2 separate regions of the Homo sapiens genome follow, and region 1 is linked to region 2. A link is an interaction called in ENCODE POLR2A ChIA-PET data of the cell type or tissue named here. Cell type or tissue: A673. All regions are shown on one strand.

Region 1 (8,000 bases), 51 kb after region 2:
TTTTTATCTGTAAGTGGATCTATTTCTGGCCTAACTATATGGCACTTACTCTGTTAAGTAGTTTAGTTTTACAATATGTATTAAAGTGTTTCCCTTGCCTTTACACTTTAATATAGTAGTGAAAATAAATAACTTAAAAGAGATTCTTTTCACTTTTCAACCACCTACTGTATACTAGCACAGCTACTTTGAGTTTCAATTATATAAGGTGCTTCAAATGAACTAGGCAGATATCATATGTTTGAAAAAAATAACAGCACACTGTATATGAATATGTTCTAAACTGTGCAGATTTGATTATAAAAATGCGTTAAATAATAAAATTAAGGGTAAAAAAGTATACAACAAAATTTCTAAATGAAATATCAATATTTGCTAGATTAAAGACCCTCAGATCTATGGAGATAGTGAAATTTCAACTGAATCTTACCATTTTGGTTTCTGTGGTTTGAATGTGTCCTCTAAAATTCATTATGTTGAAAAATAATCACCAACTTTATACTATTCAAAGGTGGGGACTTTAGCAGGTGATTAAGTCATAAGAGTGGGCTTGTATGTATGAGATCAGCAACCTATAAAAGGGCTTGAGAGGGTAAGTCCCTTCTTTACCTCTCTGTGGCCATGTGAGGACGCAGCATTTGGCCTCTTCAGAGGCTATCTCAACAAGGGGCTATCTTGGAAACAGGGAGCAGCCTTCAACAGACATGAACCTGTCGGCACCTTAACCTTGGACTTTCCAGCCTTCAGAAACGTGAGAAATAAATTTCAATTGTTTATCAATTATCCAGTCTGCGTTTTTTTTATAGCAGTATAAATGGACTAAGAAATTGGTAGATTACAGATGTGTTCATCTGATTTTAATTCATGAGATAAAAATAAGAAAATAAATAAAGTCTAGAGTCCTATGTACATGCACATGTAGGAAACTTTTAGTTTCCTCCATATACTATCAGTATGTGTGGATGTAAAAATTTCAACTAATCTCAAAGTATGTAGGTTCTTTTTAAGTAATCTAAATCAGTATCTCCCATCACTAATTGTCAACACTGTATTACCAGACACTACAGAAAGTGTTATATTTATGCTACTTACTTAAAGATCATTACGAACATATATAGCACACATCATAAATCAAAGACCACCTAAATTCTTACTGTGCCTCATTACAAATAGCACATAAGGATAACACTGTAAGACTAGGACGGGATGTTTGCGCATGCCTAGAAATAGAAATTAGGTGCTAGGAAACCAAATCAGAAATTGCAGTTGATCCCTTATCTCTAACATTTCTGGCTTACTTTTTATTTTTTTAAACATCAGTTTATGGTTTTATCTCCCCCAGAGAATTCTTGTCAATTACTGAGCAGAGAACTCCTTTCAAAGACAATGTAAGTTAGTAAGACATTGCAAACAAAAATTTTGGGTCAGCACGATAAAGGCCAAACAACATCCTAAGATGATTTAGTTGCTAATGATTCTTTCGATTAAAAAAAAAAAGTCAGTAAGAAATCTTTAGTTTACCCTACCCTAAATGCAAAGGTAAATACGTATTCAAAGGGGAGGATAATTTATTATGGTTGAACAGTACTATTCAAGGAAAGAGTAAAAATGCTAGAACGACAATTTCTCATGTGAAATATCAGTGTGATTGTGTCTCTATTCCTATTACTAAGCTGAGAGAATTAATTTTTACCTTTAAAGGTCATGGAATTCTAAAAAAAAAAAAAAAAAAAAAGAAAGTTTCCCTTTAATCAAAACTAATAAAACAATTATTTTGAAAGTATCATGGCCCATGATACTGCCATGTCAACATGGGCAATTACAAATCAATATATATAGTACAGGGATTTAAATCAGAAACTGGTAATGACATAATGTATATATGTTTCAAACACATTGTGCACCATAAATATACAGGCATACTTTATTGCACACTATTGCACTTTGTAGATATTGCAGTTTTATTTTTTTATATAAACTGAAGATTTGTGGCAACATTGCATCAATCAAGTATATCAGCACCGGTTTTTCAACAACATATGCTCACTTCATGTGTGCTCACCTCTCTGTGTCACATATTGGTAATCAGTGCAATACTTCAAGCTTTTTCATTATTATTATTTGTTATGATGATCTGTGATTTTACTATTGTAATTGTTTTGAGGTGCCACAAACCACACCCATATAAGAATGCAAACTATACCAATAAATGTTATGTATGTTCTGACTGTTCCACCGACTGGCCATTCCCTTATCTCTCGCCTCCTTTTGAGACTTTCCTATTCCCTTAGACACAGCAATATTAAAATCAGGCCAATTAATAACTCCTCAATGGCTGCTAAGCGTTCAAGTGGAATGAAGAGTCACACATGTCTCACTTTAATCAAAACCTAGAAATGATTAAACATAGTGAGAAAGACATGTTAAAAGTCAAGATAGGGTGAAAGCTAGATCTCTTGCACTAAACAGCCCAGTTGTGAATACAAAGAAAATGTTCTTGAAGGAAATTGGAAGTGCTACTATAGTAAGCACACAAATATCAGTAAGTGAAACAGCAATATTAAAATCAGGCCAATTAATAACTCCTCAATGGCTGCTAAGCGTTCAAGTGGAATGAAGAGTCACACATGTCTCACTTTAATCAAAACCTAGAAATGATTAAACATAGTGAGAAAGACATGTTAAAAGTCAAGATAGGGTGAAAGTTAGATCTCTTGCACTAAACAGCCCAGTTGTGAATACAAATAAAATGTTCTTGAAGGAAATTGAAAGTGCTACTATAGTAAGCACACAAATTATCAGTAAGTGAAACAGCTTTATTGATGATATGGAGAAGGTTTCAACAATATTCCCTTAAGCCAAAGCCTAATCTACAGTAAGCCCTTAACTCTCTTCAATTCTATGAAGGCTGAGAGAGAAGACGAAGCTGCAAAAGAAAAGTTGGAAGCTGGCAAAGACTGATTCATGAGGTTGAAAGAAAGAAGTCACCTCCATAACATAAAAGTGCAATGTGAAGCAGGAAATGCTGGTGCAGATGCTGTAGCAAGTTATCCAGAAGATCTAGCTAACATTGTGAATGAGGGTGGCTATGCTAAACAACAGATTTTCAGTGTATATGAAAGAGTCCTATATTAGAAGAAGATGCCATCTAGGATTTCATATCTAAATAGAAGTCAATGACCAGTTTCAAAGCTTCAAAGAACAGGCTGACTCTCAGTAAGATCTAATGCAGCTGGTGATTTAAGATGAAGCCAATTCCCACTCCAAAAATTCTAGGGCCCTTAAGAATCATGAAAAATCTACTCTGCCTGTGCTCAAAAAATGGAACAGCAAAGCCTGGATGATAGAATATCTGTTTATAGCATGGCTTATTGAATATTTAAAAGCCATTGTTGAGACCTACTTCTCAGAAAAAAAGATATTTCAAAATATTACTGCTTATTGTCAAAGCATCTGTCACCTAGGAACTCTGATGGAGATGCCCAAGGAGATTATTGTTTTTATGCCTGCTAACACAATACTCATTCTGCAGCCCATGGATCAGGAGTAATTTTTGCTTTCAAGTCTTATTATTTAAGAAATACATTTAAAAAGGTTATAGATGTCATAGAGAGTGATTCTTCTGACGAATCTGGGCAAAGTAAATTAAAAACCTTCTAGAAAGGATTTACCATTCTATATGCCATTAAAACATCTGTGATTCATGGGAGGAGGTCAAAACATCAATATTAACAGAAGTGCAGAAAAAGTTGATTCCAATCCTCATGGATAACTCTGAGAGGTCAAGACTCCAGTGGAAGAAGCAACTGCAGATGTGATGGAAATAGAACAAGAACTAGAATTAGAAGTGGAGCCTGGCACTTTGGGAGGCCGAGGTGGGTGGATCACGAGGTCAGGAGATCGAGACCATCCTGGCTACAATAGTGAAACCCCGTCTCTACTAAAAACACACAAAAAATTAGCCAGGCGTGGTGGCGGGTGCCTGTAGTCCCAGCTACTCGGGAGGCTGAGGCAGGAGAATGGCGTGAACCCGGGAGGTAGAGCTTGCAGTGAGCCGAGATTGCGCCACTGCACTCCAGCCTGGGCAACAGAGCGAGACTCTGTCTCAAAAAAAAAAAAAAAAAAAAAAAGGAGTGGAGCAGAAGTGGAGCCTGGCTGGGCGCAGTGGCTCAGGCCTGTAATCCCAGCAATTTGGGAGGCCGAGGCAGGTGGATCACAAGGTCAGGAGATTGAGAACATCTTGGCCAACATGGTGAACCCTCGTCTCTAGCAAAAATACAAAAATTAGCCAGGGGTGGTGTTGTGCGCCTATTGTCCCAGCTACTCTGGGGGCTGAGGCAGGAGAATCGCCTGAACCCAGGAGGCGGCAGTTGCAGTGAGCTGAGATCGCACCACTGCACTCCAGCCTGGGTGACAAGAGCAAAAGCTCTGTCTCAAAAAAAAAAAAAAAAAAAAAAAAAGGAGGGAGCCTGAAGATGTGACTAAATTGCTGCAATCTCATGATAAAACTTCAAGTGATGAGAAGTTGCTTATTATGAATGAGCAAAGAAAGTGGTTTTTTTTGAGATGCAATCCACTCCCGGTATAGATGCTGTGCATATAGTTGAAATGACAATAAAAGATTTAGAATTTTGCATAAACTTAGCTGTGGTACATTTTGAAAGCATTGACTTCAATTTGGAAAGAAGTTCTACGGTGAGTAAAATGCTATCAAACATCACTGAATGCTACAGAAAAGTCTGTTATGAGAAGAAGAGTTAATTGAAGTGGCAAACTTCCTTGTTGTCTTACTTTAAGAAATTGCAACAGCAACCCAAGCTTTGGCAGCTGCCACTCTGATCAGTCAGCAGCCATAAACACTGAGGCAAGAGCCTTAGTTTAGGCAAGAACAAAAAAGTTTACAAGTCTCTCAAGGTTCATATGATTGTTAATGATTTTTAGCAATAAAATATTTTTAAATTAATATATATATATTTTTAAACATACTTATATTGTACACCTAATGGACAACAGTATAGGGTAAACGTAGCTTTTAAAAGCACTAGAAAATAAAAAAAAAATTTGTGTGAATCACTTGATTGCAATACTTGCTTTATTGCAGTAGTCTGGAACTGAAACACAATATATCTGAGCTATGCCTGTATATTATTTTTATTTATTAATTAAAATAAATTAGTAAAAAGAAAACGGCAATGGTACAGCTAAGAAAATTGTTAGAAAACATCTACCTTCATCATTTTTTGGCCTTTTGGTTAAGATCAAGTCTAGAAAAGGTCTACATTTGATTTTATTTCTTTTTACATTCTATCTTGTACAACCACACAATCTACATGTGAGCAATATATTTCTTCAGTTATGTATCATTCAGTTAAAGTTACCTAAAAACTTCTGTAGCTCACTTTAAATTAGGTATTTACCTAAATTTATATTTTTAAGGTTGATCTACTTTTGCAAAGAAGAAAATCTTTTTGGATTTTCACACACAATATATTTTTAAGATGAGAAAGAAAAACTATGCTTGCTTATAGGATATAGCTACAAAGAAATAAAATTTAAACAAAGTTTAAAGAACTTATATGTCCAAATAATTTTCCGTCTGCAAAATAATACTCTGATGCTCAAAGTATTTTAAAATACACTTGAGAAATGCTTTTAAGAATTCATTTACATGAAATTTTGTTTCTCATCATGGCTAAGTGGCTCCTATTGGAACAACTGTCTCAAAGATGACAACTAGAAATTCTAGAAAACATGCAAAACTATCTGAAGACATTGAACAAAAACTACAAATGGGCAGATTCCAGAGGATTCAAGACTCCACACATTTGGAAGAACATAACTGAATCCAGAGTCTCCACAGTGTATCATTCATGATGCCCAGAATATAATCCAAATTAGATAAAAAAAAAAACACACAGAAAAAAGTCATCAATATTCAATAGAAGAGGCAACTAATGAAAATTGATTCTAAAGTGACCCACATGTTGAACTTTCGTAGACAAGGATTTTAAACAGCTATTATAACTATGCTCAAGGATGTGAGGAAAACCATGCTCAGCATTAATACAATGATATGTCAGCTGCGATATAGAAACTATTTTAAAAATGAATCTTTTAGAACTGAAAAATACAATATCTGAATTAAAATTTCAGTGGATGAGATTAATAGCAGATTGAAGATGGCATTAGACCCAGTGAACTTGAAGACAGATCAATAGAAATTGTTCAGTCTGAAGAACAGAGAGAAAAAGTATTGAGGAATCAGTTTACCTGAACTCAATAAAACATTTTTTTCTTTCTTTCTTTTTTTTTTTGTCTGAGACAAAGTGTCACTTTGTCACCCAGGCTGGAGTGTAGTGGTGTGTTCTCGGCTCACTGCAACCTCCACCTCCCAGGTTCAAGCAATTCTCCTATCTCAGCTGCCTGTACTCAGGGACTACAGACATGTGCCACCATGCCCAGCTAACTTTTGTATTTTTAGTAGAGACAGGGCTTCAACGTGTTGGCCAGGCTGGTCTCGAACTCCTGACCTCAGGTGATCCACATGCTATGGCCTCCCAAAGTGCTGGGATTACAGGCGTTAAGTCACCATGCCCAGCCTCAATAAGACATTTCTGACGGAACTGTCAATTTCCCCACTTTCTTAGGCAACAATATGCTGAGTGAGTCAAAAGGTGTAAATATCCACATAACTCTTGATTCAGCAATTCCATTTCCAGGAATTTATCCTACGAAATATGAGATCCTTAGTGCAAGGGATAATTGTTTTCTTCTCTGCTATATCCCTATTACCTACACAGAGCCTGAAGCACAGTAGGTTAAATATATATATACACACTTATATATGTATGTGTATATATATACACACACTTATATATGTATGTGTATATATATATATACACATATATAAGTATATATATTTATATTCATTTATATGAACAAATAAAAGACAGATAAATGCATGAATGTGTGAATGGAAAATGACACAAGAATTTGTACACAATGATCTTCATAGCAGTATTTTTTCTGAGATAATCGAGCCAATTTTTCAAAAAGATACTTGATTATACGAAGTCTTATATATTCAAGGAATTAAATTTTTTCATATTAAAAATAATGCAGAACATTTTTATAGATACAGAAAGGTATTTATGATATAGTGTTTAATGAAAAAGCCTGCTGCAAAACAATATTATATGTTATGCATTTTGGCTTGGCGCAGTGGCTCACGCCTGTAATCCCTGCACTCTGAGAGGCCCAAGCAGGGGGATTACAAGGTCAGAAGTTCGAGACCAGCCTGACCAACCTGGTGAAACCCTGTTTCTACTAAAAATACAAAAATTAGCCAGGCGTGGTGGCATGCACCTGTAGTCCTAGCTACTTGGGAGGCTGAGGCAGGAGAATCGCTTGAACCCGGGAGGCAGAGGTTGCAGTGAGCTGAGATTGCACCATTGCACTCCAGCCTGGGTGACAGAGCGAGACTCTGTCTCAAAAAGATTAAAAAAAAAATAATTCTCAAGGTGTTTAAAGTAGCATTATTATGGTAACTGTATTCCCTAGAGGTAAGTCAGTTAATTTGAAGACCATATAACAGTAGTTAAGAGTACATATTCCAGAAGTAAAATTCCAGGTTGAAGTCCCAGCTCTACTGTAAACTCTCTGTTTGCCTCAGTTTTCTCATCTATAAAATGGTGATGTTAATGGCAGCTACTATTGCAGAAATTATATAAGTCAATATATGTAAAGCATTTGTAACAATGCCTGGTACATACTGCTACACAAATGTTAGCTGTTATCTTAAAATTGGATATGTACATTTTATTATAAGAGCTTTTATTTTAAAAAAATTTAAGGTTGAGATAATTTTAGACTTAATAGAAGAGTGGCAAAAATAGTACAGAAAGTTCCCACATGCCCTTCACCCAGGTTCCCTTTATGATAGCACCTTACATAACCATAGCCTATTTATCACAACTAAGAAGTTAGCGCTGATACAATAC
Region 2 (8,000 bases):
GCCTAACACATAATGATGAATGCTGAAGCAAAAGCACCAATTTTCAGGTGAAAAACTGATGCAAGGAAGTCTGCCGTTTCCGGCTATAATGTTGTAACAGTGTGTTACAACTAAATAAGACATATACCTTGAGGACCTAAAAAATGATAGAATCAATACAGTAATTAATGAATGCTTATGCAAGTTAGTTCATTCTAAAGGTCCTATCTTCAATCTTGTGGCACCCTTTCAGTTGAGAATTTTAATGTAAAAACTTGTGAAAATACTGCAGTAAACTGCAGTAATAACGTCCAAGGGTTGCCATCTGCCATTGTAATCCTAGCCATCCAAGCAAATTCACAATGGTGTCACACTGCTTAGATGTAAATTACCCTTATAATGCTAGAATACATGAGAGAAATACTTCTTGTAGTGTTTATTGACCTGAAATTTCTAAACCCGTGGTGTAAGGATCTGGAATAATGCAAATTAAACACACTGTAATAAACATAAAATGCATGGTACTTATGAAGAAGTGTAGGAGGTAGGCATCTACATGGCCATGCTTAAGATGAAAAATGGTGCCCTTAAGGAGAAAGCAGATGTAGAGACTGAATTTATAAACTACAAAACTAGAATAAATGTTTGAAACATATAAACACAATACAGAAACCAACCACTTATTTTATGTCAATTTTGTGAGAACCATTACATAAGATCTATGAAAAAAAAAAAGACTTAATGTGCAAATCCAAAGGTCTTTATAAAAGAATGACAACTTTGCACAACAGAATCCATGCCTATGAAAATTTTGGGAACTAATTCAATATTCTCCATGAGGTATTATCCTTGAAAATGTGCTTAAGAACTTTTAACTTGCTCAGAACAGCTTTTGCTGTAGGCTTCACACTGTCCATGGGGAGCAGTAGGTCTTTGGTGTCTCAAAATCTGTATTAGCTATCAACTTCCCTCATGATATAATTCAATATTTTCTCTTAGTTTACAAATTCTAGTAATTTTTAATCCTTGGTTGCTAAACATTGTTTCTTTCACTAACAATTGGTTTAAAAGATTCAAAAATACATACACACAAAATAAAACCAAAACACACTAGTCTATCCAAAATCTAATTTCTGGTTTTAGTGGATTTTTATTGGTCTGAATCAATTTAACAGTAAGGCAGAGAGAGACAGAGAGAGAGAGAGAGAGAGAGAGAGAGAGTGTGTGTGTGTGTGTGTGTGTGTGTGTGTAGACTGTATATTCTCATGACAAATGGAACCTGTCACTTTGAACTTCAAGATTCTAGAAGTTGGCTAACTTTGTGGAAGAGTGTCATTACTGGATTTTTTGTTTCTCCTGGGCTCCAATAAAACCAGTATCTACTGACATGCAGGGCAGTAAAAAAAAGTCCATATTTTCATGCTGGACTACATAAAAGGAAAGTTTTAGATTAGACTTTATTAATTCTCATTACAAGATTTTAACCAAGAATTGTACCTTTCATTCACTAAGCTGCCGCTAAACTTCATCTCTGATATTTTTAGCTGTATAACCTTAGGCAGGTCCCTTAACCTTTATAACCCCCAGATAGTTTAACTGTAAATTAACTGACGTGGGCAAAATTGTGATAGGCTTTGCTTGCTAAAAAACCAGGTTGGATTTGATGCAAAATGATGAGGGCCTGAACTAAGGCAGTGGGAATAATAAGGAAGAGAAAGATTCCAGAACTCCCAGAAGATGGGAACATAGCACAGAATTTAAGAGCAATGATTGGTCTGAAAAAGCAGCTTTGCTTGTAAATAATGGAGTGGTCTGGGACAGACATTGTAACCATTAAGACTTACTTTCCTCATCTGTATAATGGAAATAATAATACCTACCTCACAAGGTTGCAATAAATTTTTGAAACAAAATACTAGGATAGAGACTCTTTTATTAAGAAATTTGCCACAGGCATACATAATATATTATGTCTTTAAAGAGATATTATCGGGTTTTTAAATCAGCTGCATCAGATATTTAAATAGTGACATGTGAGTGACAAAGGTATGGCCTCAACTTGCCTTGTGATTTAATTCTTACCTAAAGGCTAATTTTGTGATAAAGATGGATTCATCAAGAGGTTTTCTGAGAAAATACTTTGAGAATACTCATAAAAGAAAATAACAAACTGCTTCTTATTTACAGAATACGGTTTTTCAGGGTGTAAAAGATCAGGGGAAGATAAAGTGTGAAATGTGACCTCTGTCTTGAGAAAAGGCCAGAAAGCTAAGAAGCCCAATGATAAGTGTATATTTACTCAAAGTAATTCTTATCCTCCATATAAAAAGTCACCATTTGAGTTTTATCCTAATATTAATGTAACCTGTGGTTTGCATGCAGTCAATAAAAATATTTGCTGATAATTCAAATGCAAATGTTTACTATTGACGTCATTATTCACTTTTTCTTGCAACCGCTTCATAAAACAAAATGAAATAAACAAGTTAGATATCAATTATTTTATTATTATAACATAATAATGGTTTATTATTAAATAATATTAGTATAATATTAAAACTACTACTAATATTAATACTATATAGTATTATATACTATAATAGTACATTATTATTATTATTGTAACTTAGATATTCGTGTTTTTTTACCTGCCACAGAATGCAAAACACCCCAACTTTTTTAATGATTCTGGAAAATTGTTAGATGTTATTTAAAGTTCATTTACATGTAGTTATTTTATTGCACATATGGTTTTTCTCTAATGATATTATACAGTTTTGCAAAGCAATACAGTGTCTTTTGCACCTCTCCTAATACTAATAGCACTGTGTATCATTTAGGTGTTGAAACATTTCTCCTTCAATGAGAGGAATATTTCTTTATTATTATTTAATAGAACATCCTTATTCACTTATAATATATATTAATACAAAGGACTGTGATCTGACAGATATCTTAAGAAAAAAATTACCCAAACCAAACTGAACCTTTGAGGTTGAGAGATACATGTGAGATTAACATTTATGAAGTACATTGAGAATTTGCTTGATGTTATTCAGAACAAAGAAATAACCTAGTCACTGCCTAATGGGATTTGTGTCTAAATTAGGGGAAAGTAAATAAAATATCAGAAGAAAGCTCAGTTGATTTATCTGATAGTCATTATCATTTCATCATATGTTTCTGAAAGAGGAAATAGAAAAGACCAGAAGGAAGAACTATGTCAAATCTGACTCCTCTCAAAATCCTTGGGGTCTTCCCAAGTACCAGGGATCTGAATAACTTGCCATTTGCGGCAAGCTAAATAAACTGTGTCTCAGATACCTGCTATCTTTAATTGTCAACCAAGATAGATACCCCTCTGGCCATTTTTCTTACACTTTTATTACACTCTCTCTAGAATCCCCATCTGTAGTCATCAAACTCCCTTAATCCACAGATCCTTTGAAGTTCTGGCCTTGACTGAAATGGTTCTTATTGTAAAGTCTCCCACTAGTGGAGGCTCATATTTATCTTTTGAAGATCTAGTGGTGGGAATCAGCCCTTCTCTCCACAATGAGGCTTTGTAATCATTACTTTTCTACCTCCTCTCTCCTGCCATTCTCTGAGCTTCTAGTGTTTCACCGGAGGTGCCCTTCTGAATAGTTTGTTTGCCTTCTTATCTCTTTCATATTGACACCTATTTTTCCCATTCAATTACTTAATGACTCTCAAAATAACATTTTTCACACTTCACTGAGGCCTCTCCTACTTTCTCTTAAGGTTTTCTGAGCTTTTCTGTTGCCTGTCTCAGAGTTTGCTTGTTTAGGACTTCTTGTGATTCTTTGAGTATCTTCCAATAAATCCCATCCTTACCCACCACCCCATTACCTTTATACATAAATTAATATTTCTTAATTTCAGATGGCTTATGCCAAAAGAACTGTGGCAGATATTCTTACACTTACACATGAGCTAAGCTATAATACAGCACCTCCTGGGGCAGCCAGTGTCTGGGATGAGTCACATCTAACTGACTCTTCATATATGCAAATCAGCTATTCCCTGGCACTCAGCAAGTCACCCAGCCAAACAGCCTTCAAGAGGGCTGAACACTTTAATTCTCTTTAGCCTCTAAGAAATTTGATGAAACCATCACTCTCATCAAGATTAGCAAAGAAAGAACATTTTAGTCATTCCACAAAGAATCTGGTTACACACCCTAACTTCTCAGTCACTGTAGGTGCTGTTACTATCTGAACAATTCTCCTGAGCAATAGTATTAAAGCTAATTTCTTTCTTTCTATTCTCCAGATTTAATTTGCAGACAAATCCTACCACACTTTTTTTTTTTTTTTAAATAATGTGCACCTCCTTTCTCTCTCATAGACAGATGTCCTAGTTAAGTACTGGTTTGTTTTCTGCTTACACACAACTCATTGCTCTTCAGCATCCTTGAATTAATCATATCAGAACATTTCCCTATATAACTCAAGCTTAGTGATAACACGATATGAAAGAGGAGTTATAGATTAATTTATTTCTTATGAAGCAACTTAAGGAAAAAACTGAAAACTAAACTATTGCCACAATGACACAAGACAATTTGAAACAGTACCATTTTTAACTTGATCACAGTGGAAACAGGACAACTGATTACAAATAACTGAAAAAAATAACCAAATAGCTCATTTAAGATTGATCCTGTGTACCCACATGCTCACCTAGACACAAATGCATTGAAAGAAGAAAACAGAACAAATAAAATAACTCTTATCTTTCAGTAATGGAAACCCAATCCTTCCATTTGCTCTGGAAAACAAAACAAAACAAAACAAAACAAAACAGAAAAAAAATTAAAACAAAACAAAACAGAAAAACACCTTAAAGTCATCTTAATTCTGCTTTTTTCTGACGCATCTCTCATCCAAACTGTGAAAAGATTATTTTGGCTGTACCTTCCAAGATAATTTATACTCTCAGTGCTTCTTACTACTCTTAATGCTACTACCCCTTCCCAATTCACCATTTTCTCTCACTTGGATTATTACAATAGTCTCTTAACTGGTCACCTAACTCCACACAGAAGCCAGAATGATGCAGTTAAATATAGGTCAAATCTTTTCACATTTCCTCTCAAAACTCTCTAGTGATTTCCTTCCTTCTACCCAGGCAAGGTAAAATTCTTCAATGATCTAACAGAATTTGGCTTCCTACTCTCTGACTCTATTTCTACTCACTCTTTCTCTCATTCACTTTTCAATCCCTCAGTTATTGCTGTTCCTTCAATATCCAGGACACACTTCTGCCACAGGGCCTTTGCAATTACGATTTCTTCTGCCTGGAATGCTCTTTCCTAGATAGCCACAAGACTTAACTTTCTAGCTTACTTCAAAACCTGTCTTTAAATGATCTTTCCTCATTGAAGCCTTCCATGACCAATCTATTTGAAAATAGGGACCCAAGCCCCCTCCACCCTGTAACCCTCCATGTTCCTTATGCTACTATGCCACCTCTATGCTTTGTTTTTTCTTCAAAGCACTTCTCACCCACTAACATTTTAATTTTTATATATTTATGATGTTAGCTTCTTATTGACTTCCCCTGAATAGGACATAGGCTCCATGAAGGTGGAGCCTCTCATTTTGTTTTGTTTATTGGTTCCTCCAGAGCCCCTAGAGTGATGCTTGGAAAATCATAGGTTTTCATTCAAAATTTATTGACTGAGTTTCTAATAGAAGCAATGAATGTAAAAATGTCAATATAACTAAGCAATCATAGAGATTGAGATTAGGCTCCATAAATGTACTGAAATGAATACTAGCAAATTACAATAATGGATAGTTTCATGGTGCTTTATAGTTTACAAAATACTTCTAAATATACACACACTCTCTTTTCTTAAAAAGACTGTGAGTGAGGAGGTAGTACTATTTTCTCTTTATAGGTAAGAAACAACATCAGAGAGCTTAGTGACTTACTGGAGGCCACACAGATTTTAAACAGGCCACCCTGACTTCTTGAACAATTCTATCTCCTGGAGACTGTATTTCATTACCTACTCCAAGAGAACTCTCTAGACCTTCAAATCTCCTCCCTAATTCACATAATTATAGGGTGTTTAAAAGACACTGTGTTCTCTTTTATTATGAAGACTGGACTTCCGAAGCACCAGGATGAATATGACAATTGAATTAACACTTCATTTTCTTAATTCGTATTTTGGGGTACAAAAGACATCCTCTAAACTCTATCCTTCTTTCTTAGATTATCTCAGTCTATCCTGGTTTCTTAGCTAGGGTGAAATAGCTTTTCACCTACTTGTATTACATTACCTTAAGTACTTAAATTTCATTTTCAATGAAACCCTGTTTAATGAATATTTATGAGTATGTCCCTGCAGTGTTCATTCAATGTGTAGACTTCCCTTCACAGCGGGCTGCAGTTTTACATTTTGCTTTTTATTGCTAAAATGTTAGCCATACAAATTGATGTTGCTTAGGAAATATGAAAATAACAGTTCCTCCTCTAACTTGAACATTTTTTGCCAGAGTTACCTGGTGCAGCACTGATGGTGCTAAAAAATAATAAATAACAATAATTAGAATAATCATCCCCAACCTGGAATAATATGCGATTTACATTTTTGATAAATGATATTAAAGTATAAATCTCCCAGTAGGTACGGAATTTCCAAGCTAAAACATTCATCATTTATAAAAGCATCAAGTGGAGATGCTGAGATAAATATTCTCTTCTCACCGTGACTAGCACCTACTAGTTTTTTGTTTTGTTTTTGTTTTTTTGCCATCAGGTGTCATCAGAAAAAAGTTGTAGGAAGGAATTTATTTGAAGAAGCTTGGCCAGGCGTGGTGGCTTATGCCTATAATCCCAGAACTTGGGAGGCTGAGGCAGGCGGATCCACCTGAGGTTGGGAGTTCGAGACCAGCCTGACCAACATGGAGAAACCCTATCTCTACTAAAAACACAAAATTAGCTGGGCGTGGTGGCACATGCCCATAATCCCAGCTACTCGGGAGGCTGAGGCAGAAGAATCATTTGAACCCGAGAGGCAGAAGTTGCGGTGAGCCAAGATCGTGCCATTGCACTCCAGCCTGGGCAACAAGAGCAAAACTCTGTCTCAAAAAGAAAAAAAAAAAGAAAAAAAGAAAAAAAGAAAAAAAAAAGCTTATTGGGTAGACATACACTTTAATAAGGAGATTTGTTTCTCTCAGAAAATATTTGGGAAATTTTAAGTTGGTTTCTTTCCTCCTTTTTTTTTTTTTTTGGAAATGACAGTGATCATTTATAAAATATTCCATTGTAACTACAGAATCTAAAGTCACATAACACCTATCCACTCAGCAAAAGGTAACTCCAATTAAAACTCTCTGTGTGTGGTCTGACTTCAGATATTGTGTGGGCAAATCTGACAACCTGCAATATCCTTTGAATTTCTTTAAGGTGAACATACAACTTAGCTGGTTATTTTCAAGAAAGAAAAAAGATGCAAGAATGCAAAATAAATGACACCAACCATATCGTGCTCAGATTGTAAGCCCCTGATGACAAGAAGATAGCTGATCATCCTGCAATGGTTACAAGTTTTTCTTCCATCTGAAGCCATCCTGAGCAATTGAATTAGGCAAGGAGCGCTTTGCTCCTTTCAAATCAGGGAAAAGTAAGAACTTCATGTAAGTTTTGTATATTGAACACATATTAAATGGAATATATCTAATTTTTCCAGTTGATATAAGACCTTTGGATTGGATACATAGAACCTATTTCACTAAAAAATTTAGAGGTTCTTAAATACAGCATTCTACAAGAATAGGATTTATAATAATCGACCTTTCCTTTTTAAATTTTCATCCTCTCAAAAATTAACTATGTCAGGCCAGGCATGGTGGCTCATGCCTGTAATCCAGCACTTTGGAAGGCCTAGGCAGGTGAATCACTTGAGGTCAGCAGTTCAACACCAGCCTAGTCAACATGGTGAAACCCCATCTCTACTAAAAATACAAAAAATTAGCCAGACATGG

Evidence for each region. Peaks named below come from ENCODE experiments on the same cell type or tissue, not always from the same donor. Only the 100,000 strongest peaks of a DNase experiment are listed, where the experiment ranks them.
Region 1: POLR2A ChIA-PET joins it to region 2 with 20 read pairs; 2 of 35 experiments call an interaction of 5 or more read pairs at or near these places.

The regions. Positions count from the first base shown.
Region 1 is chr3:173,877,550-173,885,549 of GRCh38, reverse strand. The region is part of intron 4 of NLGN1 (neuroligin 1); the gene reads right to left. Among named protein-coding and RNA genes, the nearest start is that of NLGN1-AS1, 39 kb to the left of the region's middle. In A673, no CTCF peak of the experiment used is centred here; no DNase peak of the experiment used is centred here.
Region 2 is chr3:173,928,823-173,936,822 of GRCh38, reverse strand. All of the region lies in intron 4 of NLGN1 (neuroligin 1), which reads right to left. Among named protein-coding and RNA genes, the nearest start is that of NLGN1-AS1, 12 kb to the right of the region's middle. In A673, no CTCF peak of the experiment used is centred here; DNase peaks (open chromatin) are centred at 3,992 and 6,352.